2 separate regions of the Mus musculus genome follow, and region 1 is linked to region 2. A link is a loop called in an ENCODE intact Hi-C map of the cell type or tissue named here. Cell type or tissue: heart. All regions are shown on one strand. Each heading gives the region's core, and the rest is flanking DNA. Links, peaks and the distances in the headings are about the cores only. Region 1 has its middle 36 kb from the start of Cd93. Region 2 has its middle 14 kb from the start of Thbd.

Region 1 (8,899 bases), core at 273-8,272, 57 kb before region 2:
TGTGCTTCTTATTTTTTATCCTGGGTAACTCTTACCTGCCAACTTTTTACACAACCCTGGTACATAGGTATATAACATAAGGATACAAATTAACCATTACTCGTAACAAATCCTGAAGAAACTTATCCTGAGACAGTTGTTTTACAATTTTACTGTTTATGAATGACACAAGATAACTTGCCCTAGTGAGATGACCTGCTTCCTAATGTCTCCAGTGTATCCCAGAATGGTACTACCACTGGGTAGTAAGTCCCAAATATAAGAGCAGGTAGGGAATATGTCCTGTTCAGACAATAACAAGTCCTCCTCTATAAAGGACTAGCCTGTGTTTATACTCTCTATTCAAATTTCCTCCCTCCTAGTATGGAAAGGCCCAGCTCCTCCTTCAAAGCCATCCCATCTCTCACACCCTCAGAATAGCACAGTACCTACCCCTCACCATGATGACCAGACATAGACTCAGCCACCAAGTCTATGGCTACAGAGAATCACAGTATCTCCTTGCATCTGTCTCCCTTTTCACCTGGAACCTCATCAGAATCTCACCTAACAGAACGTTAGTGCCTCAGGAAAGGCTGACAGTTAATAAGGGTCCTGGGTCTGGAGTAGTCCCAGCTGCTGGCATTCATCTGGGATGGGTTTTCCAATATGCACAGCAGATGAGTTTTCCCAGAGTGATATTTCAGAGCCAATGGGTCATGCTTGTTTCGAACAACTTCCCTGGCATTTCAAAGATGACTTCACATCTCTTTCCTTCACCAGAGTCCTCAGAGGGAGGACATATCATAGTGGGCAGTGTTGCCAGCTTACTTGGAGTGGAGGACTTCAGCTGCCTTCCTCCTCCTCCTCCTCTTCTTCTTCTTCTTCTTCTTCTTCTTCTTCTTCTTCTTCTTCTTCTTCTTCTTCTTCTTCTTCTTCTTCTTCTTCTTCTTCTTCTTCTTCTTCTTCTTCTTCTTGTGTGTGTGTGTGTGTGTGTGTGTGTGTGTGTTTTGTGTTTCAAGACTTGGTTTCTCTGTATATCCCTGGCTGTCCTGGAACTCACGCTGAAGACCAGGCTAGCCTCGAACTCAGAAATCTGCCTGCCTCTGCCTCCCAAGTGCTGGAATTAAAGGGGTGTGCCACCCCTGCCCAGCCTCAGCTGCCTTATCTAGCTGAGCACATCACAGTAACATGCTGTGAGTGATCATAAATATCTAAAGCTACTACCTGCCAGGATCCACTCCCTCGAGCAGGCTATGAACAGAGATAGTATGAACTGCAGTTTGACAAAACAGCTTTTCAGGTGGCCTAGCCCCAGACCTCAGGAGCAGATTCGTACATCCCAGGTGGACAGAGTATGAATTAATCTCCTGCTAAGGAAGAATGCAAGGGAGAAGTCCCAGAGCCCACTGAAGACTCAGGGCACACAACAGCTTGCCTCTAGGAGAGTCTATTTCAGAAATTTGATGGGACACTGCAGAAAACCAGAGGCATGTGAAATGTCATGGTGCCTTAGGAAAGCAAGAGAAAAGATACTCAGTTAGAAACTCCAGGGAGCCCCATTTGCTCCTGAGGTTCACGAGTGAAGCTTGTTTGAGAAGCTGTCCCCACAAACTACTTCTGGCCATGGCCTCTCATGGCAGGCATATCAGAGAGAACATTCTAAAGAGAGCTGGTTAATAGAACTTTCTGTTTGAGAAAAGACCTGATACTTGTAGAGCACAAGCTGTTTTATAAGAAAGAGGCTTACTTTTATCCTTTGGTGTCCCTTGATGCACCAGAGGGTCAAGATGGAGCTTTGAGACAGGCATGGTTCTGAAAGTATTCCAGGTGACAAGATAAGCCAGGCGATGGTGGCTCACGCCTTTAATCCCAGCACTTGGGAGGCAGAGGCAGGCAGATTTTTGAGTTCGAGGCCAGCCTGGTCTATAGAGTGAGTTCCAGGACAGCCAGGGCTACACAGAGAAACCCTGTCTCAAAAAAACCAACCCCCCCCCAAAGAAAGATGGCTTGTGTAATCTATTGCAAATTGGATTCTCCTCAAGTTCCAGGGTATCCAGTGCCCTCTTATAACCTCTGAGGGCACCAGACATGCAAGTAGAGCACCTGCATATAGGTAAGCAAAAAGTGAATACACATAAATTATATATATATATATATATATATATATATATATATATAGAGAGAGAGAGAGAGAGAGAGAGAGAGAGACTGACCATCTTAACATCTTAACAATTCACTAATGTTATAAGAATAAAAATGACAGGAAGAGAACAAGTTTTTAAACTACTGCATTGAGACCTATTAACACAGCCTCACCTACAGCATCTGGTTTTGACCCAGACAAGTTAATTAACTCTACCAGTACTTCAGTTGTGTTACCCTGATTTAGCAATATCTGTATCCCATCAAAACACAGGGTTGCAAAGCACAAAACACAATTGGGGATTTAGCTGTACATGGGGACCTGGTTTCTCTTCAGTCTGAAATATGCACATCTATAATTACAGAAAGCTGGGAAGGAGAGACTTGTCTAGGATCAAATAGTTGTCCATGTGCTTCACTTCCTTCCCCCTCCTCAGCTAGCAGGTCAGTGCTTTCCTCCCAATGTTGACAGGGCTAAGGTGAACACAGAGACCCTAACACTGGGGTTCCTCTGCTTGGATGCTGAAAGATAAACATTCCCCAGGATGTGCATAAACCTTCTGATAACACAATTATGCACAATTCATCATTCTGTGGTTACATGACAGTTAACTATATATATATATATATATATATATATATATATATATATATATATATATTATTGGATCCCTATAATACTCTTATTTTGTTTCCATAGTTCCACAATATTAACGATAAACACTGGTTTTATAATTAAGATAATTCTTTTAGGATGAATTCCCTCTGGAGTAATCATCTGGAGAAAAGCAGTGGTGTAAGTGCACACACACACACACACACACACACACACACACATACATGTAAACGTCATATTCTAGTTTGGCTTCTGCAGCTGACTGGACAGTTCCTTCAACCAGGTCAAGTCATTTAACCTTGCTCAATCTGATTTCTTTGCTCTTATGAAAGAATGGCTCGGCGCTTGGGAACAGAGTGTGGCTGGAGCAACAGAAACGCTATTCACAAAAGGGCTGATGTGACTCTCCATGGTAGACTTTAACACGTCGTATTACTTTGAATCTCATGCTTTAGTGTGATGATGTTGCACTACCTAAAACGTTCTTTCATATGTAGCCTCAGTAGAAATTAAATATTAAAAATTCGGTCTCACTTTTCAGTTGGAAAGTAACACAGCAGGGACTGCGGTGCGGTGTGGAGGTAGAGAACACGCTTAGTATGGACAAGGCCCTGGGTTAAATCTCCGGCACACTGTCCCACCCCAACGTGTTCCGAAAATAACGTATCTACCAGCCTCTGCTTCCTGTCACATAACTTCAGCCACCACCATCTCCTGGATGTCTCAAAGTAGCATGGTGTTCTTTATGTTGACTCTTGAGGACTAATGAATGTCAGAGCCATTATAACCACACCTGAAATACAGGTAAACAAGGCTCAACTCTATTATGACCTTTAATATAAAAGATCAACCAGTGCCTGGTCTGGAGTCTCTAAGCCTTCTTTCCCCACCAGTGACCCCTAGCTTAGGAGTCTGGCTCAGGAATGCTGAGCCAACAGGCTTGCAGTCTACTCTAGAAACAGATCTGAAGCATTCAAGGTGCTGTCTTGGCTTTCAGGGAAAACGGAGGAACTTTTTATTATAGCAGAGGTCCTCTGTCCATCTCACTTGTCCCCATCCCCACCCCCAAAAGGTCCCAAATTAAATGCCTTAAATTAAGGAGTTATCGAAAATGATCTAGGCACTTTTCTTTAAACTAAATTGAGAAACCAACAGTTTAAATCCCTTGCCATGCACAGGAGCTACACAGCAGCAGGAACTCTGTGTAGATGTGGGTTTGTATTAATTCCTGGATACCTCGCTGAGCAGCTGGAGAACAGGAAGCCCACATTCCTGGCCGTCTGGGAGAAATGGGGGGGGGGTTCCATGCTTCCATGGATTTGAAAGAATTCTTCTAATTATGAACTCTAAGTACTCACTGCAAGTCGTGGCTCTCAACATTCAGCCTTGGCTGTCTACACATTGGTTGCCTATAGCCTCAGGGAGATGAAGGTCTCTCCAAATCAGCGGTCTATTTTCACCATGAAGCTAAGTCCTCCAATAGTGTTTTGTGCTTTGTAACCTTAAAAGGTTTTTAAGTGATACAGATAACACTAAATCAGTGTAACAAAAACTGAAGTCCTGGCAGAGTCAACGAACTTGTTCTGGGTCAAAAACAGATGCTATATGTGAGACTGGGTTAATAGATCTCAATGCAATAGTCTAAAAACTTATTCTCTTCCTGTCATTTTTATTCTTATGACATTAATGAATTATTAAACCCTTCAGTATATATAATTAGTTTTTAAAAAGGTTTTATGTATATTAATGTTTTGCCTGCATAGCTATATGTGCTCTACCTACATGCCCAGTGCCCTCAGAGGTTATAAGAGGGCATTAGACCCCCCCCTCACCTGGAATTACAAATATTTGTGAGCCATCATGTGAGTGCTGGGAACTGAACGTAGGCCCTCTGCAAGAACAGCATGTGCTCTTAGCCATGGAGCTGTCTCTTCATCCCTCAACTATATAAAATTTATAAGCCAAGTCTGAGGCAAAAGCAAACTTATTTTCTCATTCATTGTGTTTCTCTTTTCTGAAGTGTTGAGGCTAGGACAAGGGGTCCTTTACATGCATACATTAGACAAGTGTTCTACAACTGAGACATATATCCAATCATTTATTAAAGCTTTTAAATTAACAGTCTTCCCTAAACCTTAACATTACTGAGCCCCATCCTAGCTGCTTTTCTGAAAGTGGGTTTCTGGCATGTAGTATTTGACAGCAAGAAAAAAATGCAGAAGGCAAGAACATAGTTGTAAGATAGCTAATGTCCAGCCCTGCACACCAGCTTGGGACAAAGCACCATGTCACCTAGGCAACTAGCAGTGACTCACAGACCTCGAGTGCCCAACAAGGAGGAGCTTGTTCCCACTGACTAGCCGGGAGAATCCTTTGTGTAATGAAATCAACAGCTGCCCAGTAAGGCTGACACTATTTCCTGGACCTTGAATCTAATAAAAGGACTGATCTGACACATTTCCTGAAGTCCTATCTTGGTTTTGCAGAAGAAAACCTTAGGCTCCTTATTAGGGCTTAACCTGTAGCCTGCTAGCTGGACTGAAGTTGTGCTCCGCCACTATATAGCATCTTGGGGGGGGGTATTTTCTGACTATATTTGTCTTCTTGCATGTATGTCTTCCCATTGTCAGGCATCCCTAAACTAGCTGAACCCTATCTTTTACTGTGTCATAGGAACCCCTTTGTGCCCAATTAGGGTCCTAGGGACAGGACCCTTGTGTTCATTGGCATGCTGGGCTGTTCATGTTTCCCAGAGTTGGCAGAAAAAGTATCAGTCATTATTACATAGTAATAATAATGCCATTATTATAAAACAAACTATGTAAACTCCTAAGTAAATATGAAAAAAAACAATTTTTTGCATTTATGAGTTCTTAATAGTCTTATTTGATTTTATAACAGTCTGAGCTTCTGGGTTCTGTTTAGTCTGTGATACCTGTCTCATGGAAATGTTACAGGATGATGGACTACTCTGGTATAAGTCATACTCCAGAAGTATAAAGTCCTGAACACCACAATTATAAGCACTGATAGGAAATGATCAAAATCCCCTAAAATCTAAAATTTGGTAAATCACAGTCCCAGTAGATTACAAGTCCAAAATGTTGTAATCTTCAAATGTAAAATTCCCAAAGTCTCAGTTTCCATGGAAAACAGAAGAAGAGGGAGACAGCTGGGAAAGCAACGCCCTGGGCAACAGTGGAAATGCTGTTGTTTTTTTGACAGGCTCTGCAGCCATTATCAAATGTCCCTGTCTTCTCTGTCACATGGAGCTCCTTCACTTCCTCCCCTCTTATATGTCCTCATATCTGTCACAGTCTTGGTGAAGTCTTGGGCACAGTCCTGGTGAAGCACACCAGAAGTGTGTTTTAAGCAGCATCCTGCCCTACCCAGCACAAGACCATTTCCAACCAGCCAGAGGCTTCCCTGGCTTCTCCAGGCAGATAGTTTTAGTTTTTTTAGATGCTCTTGAGAGTTCAGCCGCTAGAAAGGATGCATGAGTATAGAAAGTGATGCATTTCTGAAAGGGAGATTTTGCTGTCGTCATATGGTTTTCAGGATTCCCCTCCATAGGACTTGAGGTTTGATGGATTTCAGACTTTGGAATTTCAATGTGTGGGATTTTAATATTTTAGAATTGTGGTTTTGGAGATTTTACACTTTATAGATTTGTAATTGTAGAGAATGTGAGCTTTAGGAGTGGGAATTTCAATCTCTAGTATCATGTCTTCTGAATATGTGGCTTTGGGGGGAGAGGGGTGTGAACAGCCCCCTCTCCTCTCCCCAATCCAAGATCTGTACTTAGTAAACAGCTAGGTCCTCACTGAGCCTCATGATGCTGGTACTTGGATAGCAAGCTTTCCTCCAAGAAGTTCCAGTGAGTTGTGTTTCATATATTTTACTGTAATAGAATCTTGGGCATGAGAACCAACCTTGCCATGATGCTTGTTTGGAACCCAGCAATATGCAGAACACTTTGGTCTTGTCCTCAGTCTCTGAATGTCTGTCCTATGTGGCTAGACCTGCTTCACGAGTCATGCATCAAGCATTGGAGCAGAGTCAAACGATTGGAATTCAAATCACACCAGACCATGACCTTGACCCAGGATAGTTTCTACAGACGTCAGTACCTCAGCTTTGAATAAGATTGACCTAACCGTTGGGACCCCCTCCCATGGTTGTTATGAATGTTTGAAAACATGATAAGTTGATAATCAAATTAGTCATTGCTGCTCTCACTGCTCTTCTGGGTTGAAGCTCTGGTTCTCATCATAAGATCTTCCCTACCCTGCTGTGTGGGCCTCACCAGTTTCCTGGGGAGAGAGAAACAGTGCTAGATGTGACCTTGCTGGAGGTCTAGTCACATGGCGGAGGACATCAGCAGGCCTGGTGAGCATCATAGGAAAAACTAGAAGAGCAAAGTGTCCATCAAACTATCCCAGGGCCATTGCTGATGTCAATCACTGGCCAGTAGGGCTAGAGTCCTTCCCTCAGTGGCTGTTGAGCAAACCCATATAGAGCTTCTTTATTGTTGTTTCCTGCTCAATCCAAGCACCCCGACTTCACCTCACAGCAGCTCATTCCTGTCTATGACAGTTTCTGCCCACTGGGAGCTGACAAGGCAGCAAGCATAAGAATCAACACTCGGCTCATATGGCCAAACAACTTTTCCAGAACACCTCTTTGCTTCAACAGAAACTCCTTCCATCCTGAAGTGAGATTTTACAGACATGTGCTGTTATTCCACAGGCTGCAGTAAATGTCACAGTGGTGAAGGAAGAGCCCTTCAGACAGTCTGTGGAGAGAGAATGTTTTATGGTCATTGCTTCATTCCATACAAAGGCCATTATTCTGTTGCTCCTCACATCATGTTATATGTGTCCCAGTCCACTCGGATGCATAAGATTTGTTCCTCACGGCAATCTGATTTTGCCACTACTTTTCATGTTTACATAAGTTTTCAGGGGATCTTAAAGGGAATAATCCTAAGAATCTAGACATTTAGGGTATAACGTTGTCAACTACTTTCCTTTTCAATTAGAAATTTTTATTGTGGGCATTTTCAAACACAGAGATCAAGGGAAGCCTATATTTATAGTTATTATAGTAACTAGTAATTTAGTGATCTCAATGTTGTTTACACAACAAGCTAAATGACATGGGTTTATTGACTAGCTCTTATCACTGTACCTACCCCGTGAGCCCCATTCAGTGGGGAGTATGGAGAATCTGAGACTTCTCCCTCAAACCAGCTCTGTTGTCTTTACTTAGTTCCAGGATCTTTCCATGACTGTAAACTGGAAGAATCACTTCTCTGCCATTATTCAGATTAAAAGCATGAGATTTGTGGCATGTTTTTAGCAGTGTCTGGATGGGGTCTGTCTTGAATATGTAATTCGGTGACTTGGATTGTCTCTGCCTCCAAGGCCTCTTTGAGTGAGGTGAATATCCTGAAGGGGATGGATGTAAGTCATTGACTGTCCTACTCATGGTAGCTGACTGATGGGAAGATGGGTTGGGACACTCTGATAACAGCAGCTACTACTAAGCCAAGGTAATGAGAGGCACTGTGGTTTCCATAGAGTTTAGCAAGGTAGTTCATAAAATGGAACTCATTTCTAATTTGAAAATTCAGCTGGGGACAGTGACCAGCATATACATCCCAGCACCTTGGGAAACTGAGGCAGGAAATCACCAGGAGTTTGAGGCCAGCTCAGCACCCTTGTAAGACCCCATCTCAAAAACAAACAAGCCAAGAAGCAAACAATCAAACAAGCCATTTTTGACTTGGAAGAAGTATATTTGCTTCTCCAATATGATAAAAATACTATTGGGAAAAAATACAAGCCTAACAGCAAGACTAGGAACATTCTCATAAAAGCCTGGAGCAAGGATACAAATGAATACATATCTTATTCTAGTGATTCTCAACCTGTGGGTCACAACCCTTTGGCAAACCTATGTCTATAAAAATATTTACAGTACAATTCATAACAGTAGAAAAATTCTGGTTATAAAGTAGCAATGAAAATAATTTTATGGTGGGGTCATCACAGCGTGAGGAACTGTCTTAGCTAGGGTTTCACGGCTGTGACAAGACACTAGGACCACAGCAGATCTTATAAAGTAAAACATTTAACTGAGGCTGGCTTGGGGTTT
Region 2 (8,899 bases), core at 525-8,524:
CCTGTTGATTAGAATCTGGTGCTATAACTTGTGTTCTGGAAGCTTGGTTCCCATTATTATACTGAGCAATTAGTGGACTCTTTAAGACACAGGGCTTACAAGAGATTAGGGTCTATATCAGGGAGCGAGTTAGTTTGCTTAGTAATGTAGTACTTTAAATGAGGTCGGGTTGCTAATGGCAAGGTTTTTGCCATGCTCAGCCACTTCCCTGTGTACCCTCTCACGCACTCTTGTCATGTGACACCATCTGCCAAAGCCTGTGAGCTGAATGACTCTCTTTACTTTATACCATTTCCTGCTTTAACATTTTGTTACAGAAAAAGAAAACAAACTAATACATATGGGTCTTTCTGCTGTGGGACTATTTTGAATACTGTGCCTGTGCATCTTAATTTATCCAATGCCCCATCCACAACACTGTCTTAATGAAGACTTGACACACCTCAGAGGCAGACCCACACACTGTATATAAAAATAGAAAAGCTCATATTTCTTTTGACGTCTCCTTTTGCATAAGCCATTTCAAGGGTAGACATGTGGTTACAGGCCGGATATCAGTGTTTATGACTTACAACTGAAACCTGGTTTCACAGATGCCCTGTGCTTTTGGACAATTTAATCTGCTTACATTTGTTTCCATCCTCTGTAAAATGGGAATAATAAAAATAATGTGGACACTTGTTTGTTATAAGAGTTTAAGGAAATGATTTTTGATTTATACTTGATATGATGCCTAACACAAAGCAAGTTGTCAGAAAATGGAAAGAATGAGGGGAAATGATACATAATACAGGTCTAATAAATATTAACCAAAAACTGTAAACATCAGGACATGACAAGAACTCTAGAACTTTCCACCAGGGGCATCTACAGAGTAATTGTTTTATAACATTTCTAAGAAAATGATTCAATAATTTGAAAATTTCTAAATTGCCCAGTTGTCAGGCATGTAGACTGTTTGCTTGTTATTTTAAATGTGATTTTGCCATTGGTCTTAGAGTAATATGGCATAGTTACATGATTTTGGCTAGGATGTATGTCACCATTCCTGGAAAATGAAATGTCATAATAGACCTTTATACTCCAAAGAGGAATCTGAGGAAGACTGAGCCCCATAACCACAACTGTCAATGTGTTCTGCACACCCTGGTGCATCAGATCACTTACAATGTAAGACCCTCATTGTCGACAGGTTCCTGAGATGAATGCAAACTCCTCCCATCACAGGCTGTACCAACACCATGCTGTGCACAGAAAGTTCTTTTAAAGGGAAACACAATGAAAGTGGCAAAAATCTAGAAACACATTTTCTTTAATTACAATATAGATGTTGACACTTTGATCCATTGCCCAGTGAGTAATCCACCTGACAACAGAAGTTTTAAAATGGAAATAGTCAATTTAATGGAGAAAGAAGTGACTAGGTCATTTAAGAGTTCATAAATTGCAATCCAAATACTTTATCTGTTTATGGGCTGTACTAGAAATACTAGGAACTTTATACCATTTGGGCAAGAAGGCTTTTCCCCACTTGGTTGGTTATTAATCTTTTAGCTTGATGGATTAGTGCACCGATAGAGTCTGTAGAAGGTAGAACAGGGCCACAGAAGAGTCAATCAAGAGAAGTGATGATGGAGTTGGGGAAGAAGGGAGGAAGCGAGGAATAAGAAAGGGGGGAATTTAAGATGTTCTGTGATATTGACTTTGAAGAACGAGAAAGCGATTGGTAGCCCCAACAAAAGACAAGGAAAAGATTCTGCCTGGATCCTCTGGAAGGCCTTCAGCTCTGTGGACTGGAATTTTGGACCTCTTGCCTTCAGACCTTCAGAGCTATAAGATAATATGTGTTGTTATAAGCCACTTGCTTGTGGGAACTAGCTGTCATATCAATTGAAACTGTGTACACCGTATCATTGAAAAGAATGTGCTACTCACTGTTAACAACAGATATTTTTTAAGTTTTAAAAAATACATATATGGTGTCAGAATAGCCAAGTGCATTGAAGAGCAGTTAGAGCAGGAACTCACACAATGGACTGTACACAAGTGTGAAATCTGAAGGGTCAGAAACTATGGCTCCCGTTGACGGACTCTGCCTGACCTAATTGGAGGACAGAAGCTCCTTGGTATATAGGAAAGATGAATCTTGTTAACAGCCAAACATGATATAAATTACCACACTTTGGTGGTGGTGAGTTCAGAGGCTAGAACTCAGTCTCAGACTTTAGTAGGTCACATGATGAGCTATTCCCAGTATCCAGCGAGGATGGGACTTAACTACGATTTGGAGCTACTGAGATCACGGTTTTGTTGAGGGAAGGGCAGTACAAGGAGCTTCTCCTTTTACTAAAGACACAGAATGGCATTTCTTTCTTGTCCTATAGTACAGAGAAAACCCTCTTCATCCTTCCTTTTTCATCTTCAAGTTTTCAAATATCTATTGAATTTTGCTTTTTTCTTCTCTTCCTCTTCCTTCATAGTCAGTAATGTCTCTCTAACTCCCATGACTTGTTCAACATTTCTAGTGGGTAAAGACTTTTATTTCATACTTTTTAAATAAAATGTTTCTTAGTCATTGGGTTCCTCCCTTCTATTTCTTTCTTCAACTTGAGGAAACTTTTGTAAGCAAATGCTGTGTCTTCTGAGATTCTTTTTTTTTAAGTGTGTGTAAAGCAAGTTGAAAAATTGATGCTCTGTAGACCCGATCTGTCCTCTTGCCTGTTTTTAATGCAGCCTGTGAGCCAATAAAAATAGTTGTTACATATTTTAATGTTTAGGAAAAATTAACAGAAGAAAAATATCTCATGGTACGTGAGAATTATAAAATTTCACAGTCCATAAACCAAGTTGCACTGGAAGGCAGCCACATGTATTCATTTACATATGGTCTGTTGCAGCTTCTCTGCTGTAACAACAGAGACCAAATGGCCTGCAAAGGCTAGTGGATCTGACATCTGGTCCTTAGCAGAAAGGGCTTGTTGACTCTGCCTTAAGAGGTGTGACCTAATAACCTTTGTTTCTCACAGAATTTAATAATGATATTTAATTTATAATTGAGTCCAGGCTTTGAAGCTGAATTATCTGGGAGTCAATAACAAGCAATCCACACTCAAACCTTGTTCAAGTTCATATGGGTGAGGCTGACATTCAGCAGCGCAGTCAGTATCCCACTGTAGTGGCAGAATCTAATGGGAATTTCTTCATGTACCCTCACAAGAAGGCCAGAGATTGGCAGAGCATAACTGCTTGTGAATTCTGAATACCCCAGCATCCAAAGTCAGCCCTTTCTCTTCCTTGCATCCTGCTATGACTTTCAACTTCATGACATCAGTGCTTGTTCTACTTCTCTTTCTGTTAAAATTCTAAAATTTCATTTATCTTCACTTAAACGTATGTATATTTCTACTATCACATTAGGAAAGGGCTTGGAATAACTTTGCCCAAGGACAGAAACTGTGGTTATAAAGGCCAAAGAAAGAGAGAGCCAAACCCACAAGGTAAAAGCCCAGAAGGGGGAGAGAGGTTGGGTGATAAGGATGGGATAGGAACCTTGGAAACCATTCACTGATGCCTTGTACTATAAGATTATGTTCCTCAAACTTGTTCCTCAAAATCCACTGGAAGGCTGAGAATAACTAACCCCAGAGTTTTTTATTCAGTTGGGTTGGAACTCAGGAATTGTTTTTTTTTTTTTTTTCCTTCTTCTTCAGACAAGTTCCCAGTGGAATGAAATAGAGAAGATACAACTGGTTGTCTTGATTCATTCTGAGAGAGAACATCAATAATCTGATGGGAACCAAAGGCAAGACCTAGTTCCTGTGCAGGATGCTCACTGAGGTCACTGGGTTAAGGAGTTGGCTCCTTCTCTAACATAACCCTTCCAGGGGAGTATATGCAGCAAGTCTCCCAAACACCCTCCCCTCTTCGGCAAGCATACTCTGATATAAAAGGCAAGGGGTGAAGGCAAATATTCTGCGTTTCTAATAAGTCTAAGTGAAATGGAAAGGGCCAATCTGAGATGACATTATTAATGAGCAAGGAATATAGATTATACCTTCTTGGTAGACTCTTCTATTCCTTAGCCTGTGCCATAGCAGGCCATCAGCTTTTCAATGCTAGCTGCCTTTTATTCTTCCAAGAACCCTGATACATTCAGCATTCCAGGGAAGAGTATCTGAACCTTTTTTTTTTTTTTTTTTTTTTTACTTTTGTTGAGCCCTGGGAACTGATGAGTTTCAATGAGATTCTCAGCTCTTTAGAAAGATGCTGGATCAGCGATGGAGTATAAGAAACAGGAGGAAAAATGGGAACCCAAATATTTTGTTTGCAAGGAAGGACCAATTAATTCCTAATGAAATACAGTCTTTAGACAGGAAGATGAAATACAAAAGTGATGTTTAGGCTTAAGACGACAGATAACAAACAGCAGGATGAAAAAATCAAACATTACAGTGTCTCTAGAGTATTTCAAGTTCTGGGTTTACTAATTTTTCAGCTGTTTGTGTTTATCCTACTTGCAGTGGAACCAGCTGGATTTGGAGATTTGCATCATGGCTGGTGTTACCAAAATTATCTTTTGCAGCTGTTGGCTCAGTAGCTCTTCAGTGGCCAGCTGGTCATCAGACACAGAAAAATGAATGCTTGCTCTGAGGAGAAACTAGACAGATAAGTTCCCATCCCACCACCCCACTTCTGGAAGACCCTATAAAGGGCTAAGCTACATTTTTATGATTGTTTCAAAAGTTGCTTCCAAAGAGAACAAAACCACACAGAGGAGCTTTTGCTGGTGCCTCTGTGGGATCTGGCATCATTTAAGATACTCCATTTAAGTATCTGTAGTGATGTTGGTGTGGGTTTGATATTTTTTCACCTTTCCCTTCACCTTGAAACCCATGGTGGGTGGGCTGGTTCTGGGTGCAGGTGAGTGGGTCTGGATCTCTCCCAGTGAGGAACATTCTTCTGCTTTTTCCAAAGAGAGAGATTCTTAGTCATCCACAGGCCTGTGGGTGACAATAAGATTCCTAAATGATGAACTCAAGTGTTGGGCATTTCTGACCCCAGAACAACACTACCCACTCCCCCTCCCACACACCTGTCATTTCCTGTACTCGAAGTCTTCACTCCTAGAGGTATCACACATGTCACAGCCACACACTGAGGTTGCTAATCTGCAGTCCCTAGTCTTGACTGAGCCAGATGAATATATGTTGTCAATGTGTATTAGCTTCTGCCAGATGCTGAAAGAACCCAGTTCAAATCTACTCAGTTAATGACTTGGCTGGACAGAAAGCTCAAATATTGATTGTTCCCAAAAGACTGTGTTGGGACTTTTAATTACAAGGCAGCAGACATTCAGTTGGATGGGATGTAGCTAGTGTTACCTTCTTCATGATACCAAAGCAGGGTTGTCTGGTTACAGCAGAGATGGGAGGGTCCAAACATCCTGAAAGAGTGATTCTGACTTTTTATGGAAAAACTCATCCATCTCTATTCTAGGATGTCTCCAGAATTCCTCCAGGTCTCTGGGCCCTATAGAGCTCTGTCACTGCCTTGCCTTCTCTACGTTAAGTCAAGGCAAAGTGTGACACAGCAGCCAAATAGTAACCTTAGAATGGTAACACAGACAGGCTGGGCAGCTTCTACACAGCCTGAACCCGTGGAGTTAAAAAATCTGTCCTTTTGTAAAATGTATGATGGGAGAATCAGAATCAATAGTGCAGGATGAGGTACCAGGATGCAGAACTCAGACCTTCTTAAGTCCCAAGAGCAGCTGCTTCCTGAAGCTCATTGTGGAGCAGAGTTAGAAATTCATTAAAATAGTTCCTGTTTGCACAGGACTGCAAAATTTAGACTGTATATTAATAACTAAAATACTTGGATGTCACTAGTTTTCATTCTCTGAAGTATTTAGTATTCCTAAAAACTGAAACCATTACTTAGGAAATTTATGCTTTTATAACAAAAATCAAAAACACAGAAAACTGAACAGTGTTCTTAGGCTTTAACTCAGAGACAACTTAACTGCTCCATGCAGATTTGTCTAAATTAGATAAAGTTAATTCCAGAACTGTCCATCTAATTGATGTGTCAATTATAATCCTTTCAATATACTCCTCATGTTAACAAAATATTTAGCTATCCCCCAAAAGATTAAAGGCAAAAATTAAATATGTGCAATTAATTTTAGGGCAATGTTTTATTGCTGAGTTTTTCACCTTTAATATACTTAAAGTCCATATTAAATTATCCTTTTTATCATAATTGAGATAGTCTCTTTTTTACATGCCTTCTCCTAGCAGAATATGCTATTTTCTACACATGCTTGATGTTTAAGCCTCATTTGCTGTTTGTACTAGAGCCCTGAACTTATCCCCAGGAAATGTTTGCTAGAAGTCAAAGCACATTTGACATCTTTCAAATAACACTTCTGAATTTTTTGGCTCTTCTCTAAGGGCTGGGTTCCAGGAGAGTGCTGCTGAGTGTAAGAGCATTTTCATTTTAAACATGCATTGCGTTTCAAATTAAAATAAGATTGCGGAGAAATATTGTGTGCAGGCTGAGCAAGAGCATAATATGGCACAAATGTACCTGGAAAAAGCTACAGTGGTCTTAATACCCACATATAAACACACACACACACATACATACACACACACACACACACACACGGGGGTGGGGAGAAAGAGAGAGTCTTAATTTTGAAGGTTTGTCAACTTGAAATGGGAATGAGTACATTTTGTTTTCATTCATCTTTGTACGAAATTTAGTGGATCTTTTCATTCAGAAAGAGGAGGGGGAAGAAGAGAAGAAAGAAAAAGAAACAGGAGGAACAAGTAGGAGGAAGAGAATGAAGAAGGATAGGTGTAGTGAAGAAAGGAGGAGAAAAGGTCAAGAAAGAAGGAAAAGGAGGAAGAGGCGAAGAAGACAATGAGAAGAAAGGGAAAGAGGAAGGGTTGAAGGTGAAGAAGAGGAGAGAGGGAAAGAGGAGGAGGAGCCAGCACATGCCATAGAAGTGTTGACAGGACCTGGGCCACCAGCAGTGTGAATCACAGACATTCGCAGATCTCTGGGAATATTATTTACATAGACTACCAGTTTGAGATGATAGAGATTACAAACACTCAAAGAGAAGCATTTGTGGAGATCAAGCTCAGTTACATCATTGAGAACGTCAAGGCAAAGAACTGGGACAAGTAAGGCATCCCCCTGGATCAGCAGAGGCTAATCTTTCCTGGTAAACAGCTGGAAGATAGCTGCACCCTGTCTGACTACAACATCTGGGGAAAGTCTACCCTGTACCAGGTGCTTTGGCTCAGGGATAGGATGAAAATTTTTCTGAAAACTAACCAAGACCATCTTCTTTGAGGTAGAGCCCAGTGATACCATCGGGATGCTGAACAACAGGAATAGGAACATACCTTTCTTACTGCAATATCTAGAAAGAGCCCTCTCTGTGCTTGCTCATGGATTAGTGGGAAGATGTTTTAGTTTCCTCTAGCTTTTAACAGGTTTCATTTCCCTTTCAATAGTCTTTACTTTTTTTTCGAAAGAATTTATTTACTAGTGAGTATTTGCTTTATTTGAACACATCTCAATATGAATTATTTCCCTTTGGAATTCTGTATTCTAGTAGATGTATTTATTTTAAATATTATTCTGAAAATGGGCCTATAGGCTTCATCCACCAGTGATAGATGGCTCATTGTGCAATTGCTTCTTACCTCTGAGAGCATTTAATCCCCCGAATTGAAATGATAGCCAGTTTTAAGCTGTCGTGTGGGTACTAGGAATTGAATTCAGATTCTCAGGAAGAACAAGCAGTGCTTTTATCTGCTGAGCCACCTCTCCAGCCACAGAGAGATTATATAATCCCACGTAATAATTTGAATCAACTAACCATAATGTGTTATGCTTAGATTCTTCATTCTAATCCACTGATTTAGCTCCATATATCCAAGTTTCTCCTGCTGTGGCTTTGTAGGATGTTTTGAAAAGAGTAAGTGTGAATCTTCCTTCATTGAGTCTTTTTGCCCTAGGATTTTTATCTTTCCATTTCACAACTGTGTGAATTACAGGGTACATGCGAAAAATAATTGCCTGAAATTTTTGATAGGAAATGCACAGAAGTGGATCACTTTGAAGACCATCGCCACCTTCACTGTATTAAGTCTTCTGGTCCATGGGCGTAGGATTTGTTTACATCTTTAAAATTTTATTTTAATATTGCCTTATTTCTTTAGAATATATACAACGCTGGAATATATTCCAGAGTTGAAGTACCAACTCAGATATCCCTGTTTTGTTCATGATTGTAGAGGGGAAAATTATTTTCAGTGCTTTACTATTAAGTGTGGTTTTAGTTGTAAGAATTTTACAAAGTCAGCATATATTCATTTACAGTGGATCAGTAAAGGATTGCTCACAGTTACCTTGTTTCTTGAAGAAAGCTGGAGTAAGAGCCAGGACTTAGTAAAGTGTTCCCTTTGCTATAAGCATGATACTGATCACTATGTATTTTCTGAGATAGCATTTAAGTCCCACCTATGAGTTGATACATCACTGCATAGCCACAGACAATTTTTATGTCTGTATCCCACTAGTAAAATATGATTAAGGTGGGATGGGTAGGCACAAAGCTTTTGAAGACCCCCTTCAGACTCTGGGCTCTGCTTGGTGTCGATTTCAGGTACGTCTGCTTTCAGTATAGATGTCTAAAGTCTGTTTACTGGCAAGTAGTTTTTCATGCTTCCTCTATAGAATTAAACAGAAACTCCCAACTGAAAAACTAGACTAGAAGAACACAAGAGATTACAGGAATCTTTGAAAAAGCTTTCACCTGAGCCCTGTGTAAGGAACAACTGTTTTCCAAGAAAATTAATGATCATTATAAATGCAAAAC

Evidence for each region. Peaks named below come from ENCODE experiments on the same cell type or tissue, not always from the same donor. Only the 100,000 strongest peaks of a DNase experiment are listed, where the experiment ranks them.
Region 1: a loop joins it to region 2, with 2.0 times the contacts of the local background. A loop is called at or near these places in 2 of 42 quality-filtered maps.

The regions. Positions count from the first base shown.
Region 1 is chr2:148,474,703-148,483,601 of GRCm38, reverse strand. No RefSeq gene overlaps it. Among named protein-coding and RNA genes, the nearest start is that of Cd93, 36 kb to the right of the region's middle. In heart, for the core only: no CTCF peak of the experiment used is centred there; a DNase peak (open chromatin) is centred at 5,071; H3K27ac peaks cover 1,096 bases.
Region 2 is chr2:148,417,520-148,426,418 of GRCm38, reverse strand. No RefSeq gene overlaps it. Among named protein-coding and RNA genes, the nearest start is that of Thbd, 14 kb to the right of the region's middle. In heart, for the core only: no CTCF peak of the experiment used is centred there; a DNase peak (open chromatin) is centred at 4,598.